Linked DNA regions of Homo sapiens: region 1 is linked to region 2. Evidence: chromatin contacts called from ENCODE Hi-C or POLR2A ChIA-PET data. All regions are on one chromosome and are shown on one strand. The core of a region is the stretch at or near the end of the contact, and the rest is flanking DNA. Distances in the headings are between cores, read along the strand shown.

Region 1 (6,397 bases), core at 3,804-6,303, 100 kb after region 2:
GCCTTACTGCAACCTCTGCCTCCCGGGGTTCAAGTGATTCTCCTGCCTCGGCCTCCTGAGTAGCTGGGATTACAGGCAACCGCCACCATGCCCAGCTAATTTTTGTATTTTTAGTAGAGATGGGGTTTCTCCAAGTTGGCCAGGATGGTCTCGATCTCTTGACCTCGTGATCTGCCCGCCTTGGCCTCCCAAAGTGCTGGGATTACAGGTGAGCCACTGCGCCCGGCCCAGGGTAGTATCTCTCTGATATCAGAATCATTTGGTTTGCTCATTAAAAAGGCAGATTTCTGGTCTCCTCTTTCGACCTGCCTGGTGAACGTGAATCGGAGGATAGAAACTGAGAATTTGCATGGTTTAAGAAATGCCTCAAGTGAGTCCTTTGTCCTAGATCAGTGAAATCGTATCTCAAGCTGCAAATAGAAAGAGCAAAGGACTGAGAAGTTTGAGTTTTGTATCCCAAGCAGGTGGTGATGGCATCATAGAAGATATAAATGGAATATAAGACATTCACTCACTTCCCCAAACATACTTAGATCCTGAGTCTTGGTTTCCGCATTTTAAAAGGATAGAGTTGGGTGACTGAATGAAGCTGGAACTAAAAGTGTGCCTGGTTCTGTCTGGGTTAAACATAGGACCCCACAAGGGAATGGACTCCAGGAACCAGGTTCATATTGTATCAGTAACAAGCTGATATTAGTAGCTGTAGGACATTGGGCAAGTTACTTAACACCCCTGTGTCTCAGTTTCTCCATCTAAAAATGGTTATAATATTATATACCTCATAGGTACTATAGGTGTATAATGCATTTACAAGTGCTGTAACAGTGTGTGGTAGAAATACTCAACAAATGTTACCTGTTACTATGCATTTTGCATTGCACTAATGAACTTTTGGAAGATCTTCCAGCTTAGTGAGAGCTTAATGGAGCTTGAACATAAATTTCACTTTGTGTGCTGGGATAGTAAGCCATGTTCTTTTAGAGTCAACACATTTTTACTGAGGCCCTACCTTGTGCAAAGGTGCTTTGCCTTCATGGAGCTATTCATCTTGTTGGGAGACACTTATTTTATTGTTGGCTTACTTGTCCAGAAACACACGAAGTATTATGAACAAGAGAAGCATCTGCCAGTACTTGGAATCCTTTCTGCTTTGCTTTCATGGCTATAATTTCATTTTGACCCCAAACAACAGCCCTGAGCAAAATGTGCAGTACTCTGAAGAGTGGTTTTCAATACTTAATATCTTAAGGAGTTTGTTGGTCCTTGGGAACTAACAAGGGTGGCAGATGAAATTGATTTAAGGGTCTCCCTCCTCCCCCATATACACACTTTTTCCAGCCAGAATTCCTCTCTTCTAACATGCTTATTGGATTTCCTTATAAGGCTATGGTTGAATCAGGGTCCTGCTGGGTGTAGAGAGTGGGGTGGAAGAAGAATTCCAAGGTGTGGCTTTGTCCTGGGCAAGTTAGGACTTCTGAGGGACCATGACACAGAACTGATACATTCAGGAAAGAGGGGCAGAGTTTAGTGTTTGCTTCCCTTTGGGTTATTCTCAGTGGATAGGAGCCAGTAAACCAAACTTGTCCAACCTGTGGCCCACGGGCTGCTGCATGCAGCCCAGGATAGCTTTGAATGTGGCCCAACACAATTTCATAAACTTTTCTAAAACATTACGAAATTTTTTTGCGATTTTTTTTTTCAGCTCATCAGCGATCCTTAGTGTTAATGTATTTTATGTGTGGCCCAGGACAATTCTTCTCCCAATGTGGCTCAGAAAACTCAAAAGATTGGACACGCCTGCAACAATTTAGACCCCACTAAAATCATTTCTGAGCACACCTTCACTTACAGTTACACACAAAAACCCTGCAAATATGATGTTGAAATAGGGGAATAACATCCCAAATTAAAAAAAAATTCATGACAAGGCTGAAAGACATATAATACATTTATAAATATACACCATTTTGGAATGTTTTTAAAAATTGAGCGTCTTATTCATAAAATAAGCATCTTTAGGATAATTAATGTTTGTCAGCATACTTGTTTCAGTGCACTGGAAATTAACTAACTGAATTTCCTTTAAAAACTAAATTTTTGTTACAAATAGAACTACAAGCTATTGAACTTACAATTTTGCAATTTTAAAGCAGCCGGAAAATAATTTTATAGTGATTCATTTTTGAACTTTGTCTCCAGAATATATTTTTCTAGAAAAATATATTTTGAAATTTGTGTCTAAGAATACATATTTCAAAATGTGTTTATGTCTCCTTATTGGTAGACATAAACACATTTTGTGTTTTTTGTGTTTTCTAGAGTCTCAAAATATATTTGTGTTGCTCTGGGCCATTTGGGGGAGAATATTCCCAAAGTAGTGCTTATTATAATCATAAGCCTTAATTATTATTATTAATATTATAATACTATATATCGTTTTCCTTTCTTAGTCTTTAGCAGAGTTCACTTTGAAAACGCCAGCTTCCCTTTGCTGTGAAAAGGGAAAATATAAGAAAATTCTTACAGACAATAAAAACCATAGAAAAGCCACCAAGTTTCTAAAATACTTGCTGGGCTTCCATGTTTCCCTGTAAAATCAGTGCCTCTGATCTTCTTCTGCTCCAGGCTTTAAGGAGTGGCACCATTTTCCCTGGTGCATTTCCTGGCATTTTTTTCTTCTTGCTGTTTGCCTTGTTTTATTTTATTAAAGTGACCTCATCATGTTGGTCCCAGCAGGTCAATCAATTGCCCCATTGATTTCAGGAATGGAAAATAATGGCCGTCTATGGGCTGGAGGTAGCATATGTAGTGGATGCTGTGGTCTCAGCAGAGATCTTTCAGGACGAGGTACTCATATACCAACTATGGGGAGAGTTGGCTGACTTCAGGTACAACCTGTGTACAGGGCCCCATGCTCAGAGGGCCTCGCACTTGATTTAATGCTCTGCTGCTGCCATCTTGAAATTTGTAATACTTTTTGAACATTGGCTTCAACATTTTCTTTTTGCACTGGGCCCTACAAATTATGTATTCAGTCCTGATGACCACACTCACGGGGAAACCTACCTAGAGCATCATGTGCAGTGGAAACCTGAGATGTTCCCTGAGCTCATCAGGAGTGACTGTTTTGATGTGTTGGCTCTGCCTACCATGGATGTGGGAAGAGGTGAGGGGCAATGGGGATGCTAAATGCTTCCCATCACTGGCTGACTGGGGCAAACACCAGCTTAGGAGAAAGGCTTAGCTGGGTGCTCCAATCCTCTGGGCCCACTCACGTCTTTGTTCTGGTCTAAGAGATGCTAGACTCTAGCCTTCCTAAGCTTCTGAAGCTTTCCATGATGCTCAGTCAGGGGCATCCACTCTTCTCCTTCCCTTTCCCCATCAGGCCCATTCAGAAGTGGGCCTGAACGGGGATGAGGCCCTCTAAGTCTACTGATATCACTTTTTCATTTTCACAACCCAACAATACTTTACCTGCTTAAACAATGAAGCACATGACATTTTGATGAAGTCTTCCTGGTGCAACTTTTTTTTTTATCTCTGGAGCATTTTGCTATGGGGAGAAAAATCAAGCAATAAAATCTTCAGTGAAAAAAAAAATTGAGTTGTATGCATAACGGAAACATCACCTCATCTCTTCTGTTCTCTTTTAATAGCACTTTTGCAAAACTACCCAGTAAACCTGTACGTTGTTCATGCCTGAGCCATGCTCAACCTCTATACCTTTCCCCAGCCCCTACTCTGCTTTTTGCCCCAAACCTGCCTCTTTCCACAACTACAATTTCTATTCCTAGAGTTGCATCAAAAATGAGTAAGGAAAAAAGAAAACTGCTTATTACTGCTAAGTGGAATGTTCATCTAAACAGAAAATGCACCCAATTTTAAATTAGTAAAAATAATTGCTAACATGCATATAACACTTGAAAGAATACCTGGCACAGATATTAAGCACTTTAGAACTCACTTACTCCTCACAGTGTGTTGCAGCACAAAGAAGTTAAATGAATTTCCTAATATTACTTTACAGTGAAAGTGGATGGGGCCAGGATTCAAAACCAGTTTGCCTGTATTCTTTCTTAACCACTATGCCATCTCCACATGTGTCCTCAAGTCAAATGGTGAGGACTTCATCAAATATGTTATTTTTTTACCTTAAATATAAAGTTTAAGAGACTAATGAGGCAATAGCCAAATAGACAACTTGGTCAAAGTTTGCACATTGACAAATGCAAATTCTAGTTCAGTGTGGAACAGTGGATGTGTGACAATTGGTAAATGAATTTTATTTGTTCAGTCTTGAAAAGACCAAGAATACAAGCAGAACATGTAAAGGGGAGAGCCATCATAAAAGTGCTTAAATGTATCAGAATGGAGAGAAGAATTTTGCGACTTTGCACCTGAAAAAGGAATACAAACACAGAACTACTTCCAAATATCTGAAATAAATCTCCTATAATTTTCTTATGAATTAATCATAAATAAAATATTATCTTTCAACCTTTTGTACATTTTGAATAACTGTTACCATAATTCATTTTCATCAAATATCCTTTGGCGTGAGAAAAGTGGATTTTCAGATATTTTATTAGTGTCAATTTTATCAAAGAAATTTTCTAATAATATAGATTTTGCCAGCTGGTACCAACAAGGAGGAATGAAGTGGTGGTGGGGTGGGGTAGGCTAGGTTCAGGGACAGGGAGTGGAAAGAGGGGCGCTAGAAAAGATAATAAAAATAGTACATACTAGGTAACAGGTTTCAACAAAAATGATAATTGAGGAGACACGCCAGAGTGGTGTGAGGGTCAAAACAGGGCAGTTGACATTACCTGATAATTTATTTTTTAAGCTCTGTGTTAAAACAGTTGTGTCAAAATGGCCTCTTGGTAATCCCCTGCATAACAACTCCGTGGGGTGAGATGTGTGAAATGCCTGGGATGGTGCCGGGCCCTCTGGAGGGGCCATACTCTACATGACCTTGCAAACGGCTTCTCTTTCACAGCTTTCCAGAAGAGCAAACCTAAGTCAGAGTAGAGAGGCTTGTTCCAACCAGCTCTAGGCTTTCGCCTTCACGCAGCAGGAAACCCGGGCTGCTCTCCAGCTTCTCCAAGACTTCACCCAGCTTTCAAACTCAAACTGCTGGACTGGAGAGAGAGAGAGAGAGAGAGAGAGAGAACATTTTCTCCAATTTCAAAATCTCTGTACAAAACTCATGTAATTGTTCAGTAGTCACCAAGGTGCGGGCTCCCATCATTCCTTTTGGAATTCATTCCCCATTTATATTCTAACTCTACATGAAGCTTTCTTTAACAATGGCTGCTGCATAGATAGTATGTTGACTTTAATAACTTAAAAATAGCTGCCACGGTGCATTTTTAGATATAGTTAATGGTACTTTCTGAGAATCTGTGGTTTTTGAAAGATAGTGATCTTCCCCCCAACCCCAGTCCACAGATATGTGAAGCTAAAAAATAAAAAGGGGGAGGGACTTGGAGACAGATATCCTGAGCGTATGCTATGTTTTTCTGACACCTCTGAGTTTTATAAACTTAGAGAACCATTCTTGGATCCTTAGTTTTTGTATCTATAAAATGGATGTCACACTATGCCTCATCTTTAAATGAAACTTGAGACAGCTGAATAATAGCAGATTACATTTAAAAAAATTTTTTGGTGAAGAATTTTTATTTTAAGAGGGCTTGGTATCTTCTTTGTTGTTTGTTTTTTATTTGTCATTTCCTGACATAGGGTATTGGTATCTAAAAGGATGGCTCATGAGGAAAAAATATAGACCAATGACTGGCACTGACTGCTAATATTTATTGCATATGTACAAATATTTTACATGTATCACTTCATTTTAGCCTCATAACAATCTTACAAGATATGTATTTTTATTATCTACCTGTATAGATAAAGAAAACAAGCATAGAGAGAGTTGAGCCACCCGCTTGCCTAAGGTCAGCCAGGAGAAATGGTAGAAGCTGGATCTGAGCCCTGGCCACACCCCTCCAGGGCCCGACCTCAAGACCTCATAACATCATCCTTTGAAGGCCTGAGGTGGGACCCTTCCCACCTCCACTCCATGGGCCAGCTACTAGAGCAGTAATTCTGCTCAGACATAAGGTCTCTTTTAAAATATTATTTACTTTTTATTCATTCTATAGGCCTCACTTTAGATTGGATTTATCTCAATAGAGAGGAATACAAATGTGGATAAAAATCATGTCTACATATTGAAAACTTCATTAGAAATAAACATTTTAATGTTCTGCCATGAGTTTCCTAACTTAGTCCTTTTGAGGCTGACAGTAAAAATTTGCCTTCAGAGGTAACAGTGGGTAGGCCACCGAATGCTCTCCCAATCAGAGAACTTATAGTTTATAACCAGCAATCTAGG
Region 2 (6,205 bases), core at 2,742-5,241:
GAGAGACCCCTCCCTTGCCTCTCCAGCTTCTGGTGGTTGCCAGCAGCCCTTGGTTTTCTTTGCTCTGCAGCTGTATCACCTCAGTCTGTGCCTCCCTCCTCACGTGGCATTGTCCCTGTGTGTCTGTCTCTGTGCCTTCTCTTAAGGACACCCGTTGTCCTAGATTTAGGGCACACCCTAACCTAGAATGACCTTACCTTAACTAATTACATATTCAGAGACCCTGTTTCCAAAAAAGGTCACAGTCAAAGGTTCCATGTAGATTTTAGGGGGACACTATTGAACACAGCGCAGTTTTTAACTCCCCCAAAGTGGTGTCATCTCATTTGGTGGCTGTGAAAACTGAGGCTCAGGGAAGTTAAGTGATTTCCAGGCTCACAGAGCTAATGAGGAGAGCTAGGATTCGAGTGCATTATTTGCCTTAAGTTGAGACTGGTATTTCTTACGCTACAATATATAACATGCTTGTTAGAAAATTGACTTATTCTACAGGCAGTCAGCAGCCACTAAAGGTTTCAAACCAAAGAGTGACGTTTAATCATAATCAAAATAGCTATCATGTTTTGAAGACTTCCTGAGTGCCAGGCATGGTGCTTTGTGTTTTATATTCATTATATCTATTTAAGCTTCAGAGGAGCTTAAAAAAGTATTTACCTCAAAAAAGCTGAGGTAAATACTCTTCTTATACCCATTTTGCAGACAGGAGCTGAACCACAGAAATTTTTTTTTTTTTTTTTTTTTTTTTTGAGACAGTTTCGCCCTTGTTGCCCAGGCTGGAGTGCAGTGGCGTGATCTCGGCTCACCATAACCTCCACCTCCTGGGTTCAAGCGATTCTCCTGCCTCGGCCTCCTGAGTAGCTGGGATTATAGGTGCCCGCCACCACACCCAGCTAATTTTTTGTATTTTTAGTAGAGACGAGGTTTCATCATGTTGGCCAGGCTTGTCTCAAACTCCTGACCTCAGGTGATCTACCCGTCTCGGCCTCCCAAAGTGCTGGAATTACAGGTGTGAGTCACCCTGCCCATCCAAACCACAGAAATTTAAACTGCGAGTTCCTGGAAGCATCCTTCACTGGTGCACCCTGGCTCCCTGAGGCAGGGCTTTTGGAAGTTACTCCTGTTGGTTGGGCAGAGATGAGGAGGCTCTTAGAGTACTCCAGGGGAAGAGTTGGCTTTGGAAAGGAACAGGTGAACTCGAGACACCTGCCAGGTATCATGGCAGGACCTGGTGAGGCGCTGGCTCTCCTGAGGAATCTAGTGTTACCTTAGAGGTTTTAAGTTTGGGTGGTAGAAAGTAGTGAAGCCAGTGATAGAAGAGGTAGGCAGACTGAGAAGAGGAGCAGGACTAAAAGGAAAGACAAGGAATGGGGCTGAAGGGAGTCTTAGAAAATCCTTTTTCTTTTATTGTGTTTTTATTGTGTTTAGTTATGTTGACATTTGCGATTTTCACCAAAGCCACGTGTTGTCTACAGCAAGACATTTTTAACTAAATGCTGATAGATGTTAGTGTGGATAATCTGTAAATTTTCACGTTTTATGATTTGTATTTCACATATATTTTAAAACTTGATACAATTTTAGATGCTTTGTTCTGTCTTTAGTTGGTTATTTATGATTTCATACAAGGATGTCCGGATGTGGTCAGAGTAAAGACTCACAGCCACCGGACACCTGGGCCCTGCCAGTGCGAGGCAGCGGGAAAACCACAGGAGTGAGGCGTGTCCTTACATTTAAAACAGCTGAGTTAGGAATTATCTCCACAGCCTCGTGATCGTGAAGGGATGTGAAGCAGCACTCAGGATAACGAAGAGTGCTTGTGCTGCTCACCAGTCGGTACCACCGTGGCATACATGGCAATTGGGACAATGGAGTTTACAATTTCAGACAAAAACTGGAAAATTACTTGAAAACGAGAAATGCATTATTTGCAGATATTCTGCTAACTCCAGCATGAACCACAGTGCACTCAGATAGGGTCCCATAAGTGCCCTGGCTCTGCGTGTGTGCTCTATCTTGCCTTGCCTTGGCTTCTCTCGTAAAGAGCAGGGGCCACTTTACTCTCTTCCTGGCCCCATCTAGAGGGACTTCTGTTTAGATTTATTTTAGCAGCTTCTATTTAGATTTATTTTGGCTTGGGTCTCCCTTTATCTTTCTAGAAAAAAAGAAAATAAGGTTTTACCTTTCATTAAAGGTACTTTCCCAAGTTCACTCTTTGGTACAGATATGCTTGTTGTATGTCACGTGTCGAAAGTGTTGGCAGCTTGCAAACATATCTATTGTTGCTTTTTTTTTTTCTTTTTTTTTTTTTGTAGAGACCAGTATGCGTGCACATGCCTCAGGTAATTAAAGAACTGGGCACTGCAGACCTGAGGCCCCTATTTGTGTTCTCTGAATTTGAACCATTATATGGGTTTTACTTTTACAAAGTTAGTTTTTTAAAAGTTTCATTGTATGGTCAGCATTATCAAGGATAGTATGTCTACCTTATTTTATTAAGATTCTGTGGGTATCAGATCTTTAAGAAAAGAAACAATACATGGTTTTCTTTCTTACTCTCAAATTTTAAAGTCTTCATCTATATTTGCTTGGCTACAGGCAAATCAACATTGCCACCATACCCAAAAACACTTCTCAAATAAAGACACTGTGTTTTCAGAATTCTCCTGAAACTATCACCCTAGTAATTTTATCACGTTTAATATTCATTATGGGCTGGAACACAAGAACCTTTATGTATATAAAATTACCAGCAAGAAACAGTTTTACCAAATAAACCACAAGAGGTACAATCATGTGATTTCTCTCTTCATTTTTGGAATGAGGTAAACTGTATGACTATATATGCATAGTAACTAAAATAATCATCTTTTAAGGTATTTATACGCAAGTGAATATTTGTATTCAAACTGAATGTCATTCTGCCTTTAGACATTAGGTGATTGCTGAATGAAGCTATAAGAACTACTTAATTAGAATATTATAACAATGCTTTTACCTGAAACAGACTAATGATATTTTCAGGATGAAATCAAGCTTAGAGGCCTGAATTCTTTAAGTGATTTTTTTTCCATCAAGTGACCAGGTTTTTTTCTTTTTGCAGTTGACTATGCTTGTCTTGATCCTCTTCCCTCCTTTTCAAAATGGTTCAAAAGTTCTCTTTGTCATTTATTATATTTATGAATTAAAAAGTGAATTTTAAATTACCTTTGAATTTTGATAGTTATTAGCTTTAGGGACCTTCATTAGTCCATTCAGAAAATTGCTTTCCCTGACTTGAGTTCAGTATTAATTTTGTACCCTCCAGGGTTTATTAATGTGGTCTAAACCTGGAACCCACTTAGTATGAATCCATGCAGGAATAGTATTTAGGGTCTGGAGGTGGTTTGTGGGTTGCTCATCCCTATGTTGGTGGCATAGGCTCCTAGGAGGCGTTGGGTACTGGTGTAGTGTGCTGTGCTTTGAGGCCGATCTATGGGGCTTTGCGATCGCCATGGGTAGGGTATCCCCCCTTGGGCCACATACAAGGGAATTGCCTGAGTTGGGCAGACCCAGGTTCACATGCAGCTGGACACTGAGTAAAATTATTTAGTTTCTCTGAGTTTCACTTTCTGCCTCTGAAAATGGTGGCAATGATTACTTTTATTTCACGGTTAAAGAGAAGAAAATGAGACATGCGAAGTGCAGAGCACAGGTGTGCACAGTGCAGGCGCTTCTCTGTGATGATCAAGTGGCTGGACGGCTGCCCTAGTTCTCTATTTTAAGTGGATGCTGGCCTTTGCTTTTTGAGACATTTTGCTCAAAACAATATGAAAAAGTAAATATTAGAGCAGAGAGGGGGAAGGGTAATCAACAAGTAGGTGGAGACCAACAGGGAGGAAGGAAAGGGGAGGGGAAGAAGTTAATGGGGAGTTAGTAGGGAAGGCCAGGGTGTGGATCCCAGCAATGAGAGGATAAGAACCCAACAGGCCACGCTGACCAAATTAGCATTTTCTTTCAGCATGTTACGTGTGCCAGGGAATGAAGAAAAACAGGCCGAGTCCAGTCTTGAGCGACTTCTAAGCAGCTGTCCCTGCTGCCCTTCAGCCTGTCTCCTGTTCTTTCCCGTACACCATGGCTTCTGTTTCCTGGGGAAGGGCCCCTGGAAGACAGAAATCGAGTTAATGTTTTTGGCACATTCATGATTTCAAAATTAAATAAGGTGCTTTCTTTTTTCTTTTTTTTTTTTTTAAGGGAGAAAATGTAGCCTTTGGATTCCTGTTGCTTAGTGACTGGGCCTTTTGTATAATTAGTCTTAGAAGAGACAAAACATACTGAGAATAAGAGATTGGATTGAGGAAAGGAAGGCAAAGTTCAGGTACAAGGACTGGATGGGGTTGGACTGGGAGCTCTTGGAGCCATGGCAAGCCCTGTGGGGACCTGAGTTTGGGGGCAGGCAGAAAGAGGGAAAACGGTAAGGAGGCCAGACAGCTTCTTTAAAGGGAGGGCAGGGCCTTGCCTGGTTAAAATGGCTGAGGCAGTACAGTGTATGAGGGCTTTTTTTTCTTTCTTTCTTTTTTTTTCCCCCTGTCTCACTTTGATGGGTCAGAAGTTTCCAGGAAAGTTCTGGTTAAAATGCCTGAGGCAGTACAGCGTATGAGGATTTGCTTTTTTGTTTTGTTTTTTTTTTCCCTCTGTCTCACTTTGATGGGTCAGAAATTTCCAGGAAAGTTGTTCTCCCTGCAAATGAGAAGCAGAGGAACATGGAACAGAGAAGTTTAGTGCAGTGCAAGTACATCTGCTAGTGTGCTGGTTGAGTTTCAGCTTGCAGTGTGTTCTTAATATGTGCTCATGGGCTACATGACTCGAGAGATTCACTACTCTCATACTGTCATTCTAGAAAAAAATTGGCATTGAAATCCTAAGTGTTAGCGTTTACTGATGGAAATAGTTTAATGATATGCTGTGTAAATACTGTGATGCTTTTGAACATGGTGCTGATTTCTAATTCATAATTTATAAATGATTTTTAAAAATTTGAGCCTTTTAAGGTAATATTAATGAACCTTGTCACATGATTAAATTCTTTTGTTTTCATTGTTTTATATTCATTGCAAACATGAGTAACATAATTCCTCTAAAATTGAGAATATATGTATTATAAACAAAGACATAGTTATTTCTTGCTTTGGTCTTTTCAGCCTGAGCATCCTTTAGAACTGCGAGATGGCTTACATTGGTTAGATACAAAGAAAAAAGGTAGGAGGGGATAGAAGTGAATTTAGGACATTCGATTTCTCTGGAGCTAGGACTGGTGATGGAGAAGTGGGGCAAAGTACCTTTCTCTGAGCTTGGGAAATTGCACTGATATGAAAATGAGCCCTGTTGGGAATTTTCCAGGTACAGAATCAGCGTGGGAATCTAGGAGGTTTTGTTAATAACAAATCCTAAAGCAAAGTAAAAATATTGGTTTAATTTTCCTTTTAACTCTCAAAACATAGAAAGGAAAGGACCCTTTTCAACAATGTAGTAGGGTCAAGTCTCCATCTCAGGCCTCAATACACTAATCCACTCAATCTGTGCCCACAAAGAGGGTAATAGGTCTCCTGAATGAGGATGCCCTGCTTGGAAGGGAGAATGGGACGTGCCAGGGCTGGCAGGCATGTGGAGGTGGGGTCTTTGCCATGAATTAGCTGTGGGACTTTGAACAAGTAGCTCACCCTCTTGTTTGTAGAATGGAGAGACTTGTATAAAAACTCTTCTAAGACCTTTTTAGCTTTATTAAAAACAAAAATTTGAGAGCCAGCTCTGCCCTTCTTACCTGGGAGGTAGCTCTGCCTTGCCTTCCCCAGAGGGCATCTCCAGGACTGGAGTGTGGGAAGGTGCCCTTGGGCTCCTGCCTCTCATTTAGGAATTAGACCTCAGGGTTATTAGTTCCTGAGTGCACTTTCTGTCCTGTGGAAGAATTCGAGTAATCCACCAAACTAATTCAGTAATTAAGTTGAACTCTCAACCAAAACTTCACTCTCAACAGGTAAACCTAGAGCTTACTCTAGGATCCTTCCTGCCTCCTTCACAGAGATCCCCTGAAGAAGAAATAGCTGCAGTGTGTTGGAGGCTCAGCCTAGGCGGCACTCTGGGCTCCTTTTGCCTGTTCGGTATCACTGTATTGGGATGTGGTTGAAATCGATTGCCTCACTTTAAATAATTATTTTTCCTGTACTTCAAA

Evidence for each region. A loop is a pair of places that touch in the nucleus more often than their neighbours do. ChIA-PET counts read pairs that join two places held with the same protein, here RNA polymerase II (POLR2A). Pooled maps may share reads with other maps.
Region 1: a map of endothelial cell of hepatic sinusoid shows a loop between it and region 2 (3-fold over the local background). The contact joins two enhancer-like sites. A Hi-C loop is called at or near these places in 30 of 168 maps with a recorded cell type or tissue (CD14-positive monocyte, Calu3, HepG2 and 18 more) and 14 of 50 pooled maps. POLR2A ChIA-PET finds 5 or more read pairs at or near these places in 3 of 52 experiments (CD4-positive, alpha-beta T cell, OCI-LY7 and activated T-cell).

What each region holds. Positions count from the first base shown.
Region 1 is chr5:54,632,843-54,639,239 of GRCh38, forward strand. It overlaps a transcript of SNX18 not described here. Among named protein-coding and RNA genes, the nearest start is that of LINC02998, 110 kb to the right of the region's middle. Within about 2 kb of position 5,054, at least 4 of the 41 ENCODE cell types and tissues checked have a DNase peak (open chromatin) inside an H3K27ac peak, as active enhancers do; they include ascending aorta, where a contact is called at or near this core.
Region 2 is chr5:54,530,025-54,536,229 of GRCh38, forward strand. The region is part of intron 1 of SNX18 (sorting nexin 18); the gene reads left to right. Among named protein-coding and RNA genes, the nearest start is that of SNX18, 15 kb to the left of the region's middle. Within about 2 kb of position 3,992, at least 13 of the 41 ENCODE cell types and tissues checked have a DNase peak (open chromatin) inside an H3K27ac peak, as active enhancers do; they include ascending aorta, where a contact is called at or near this core.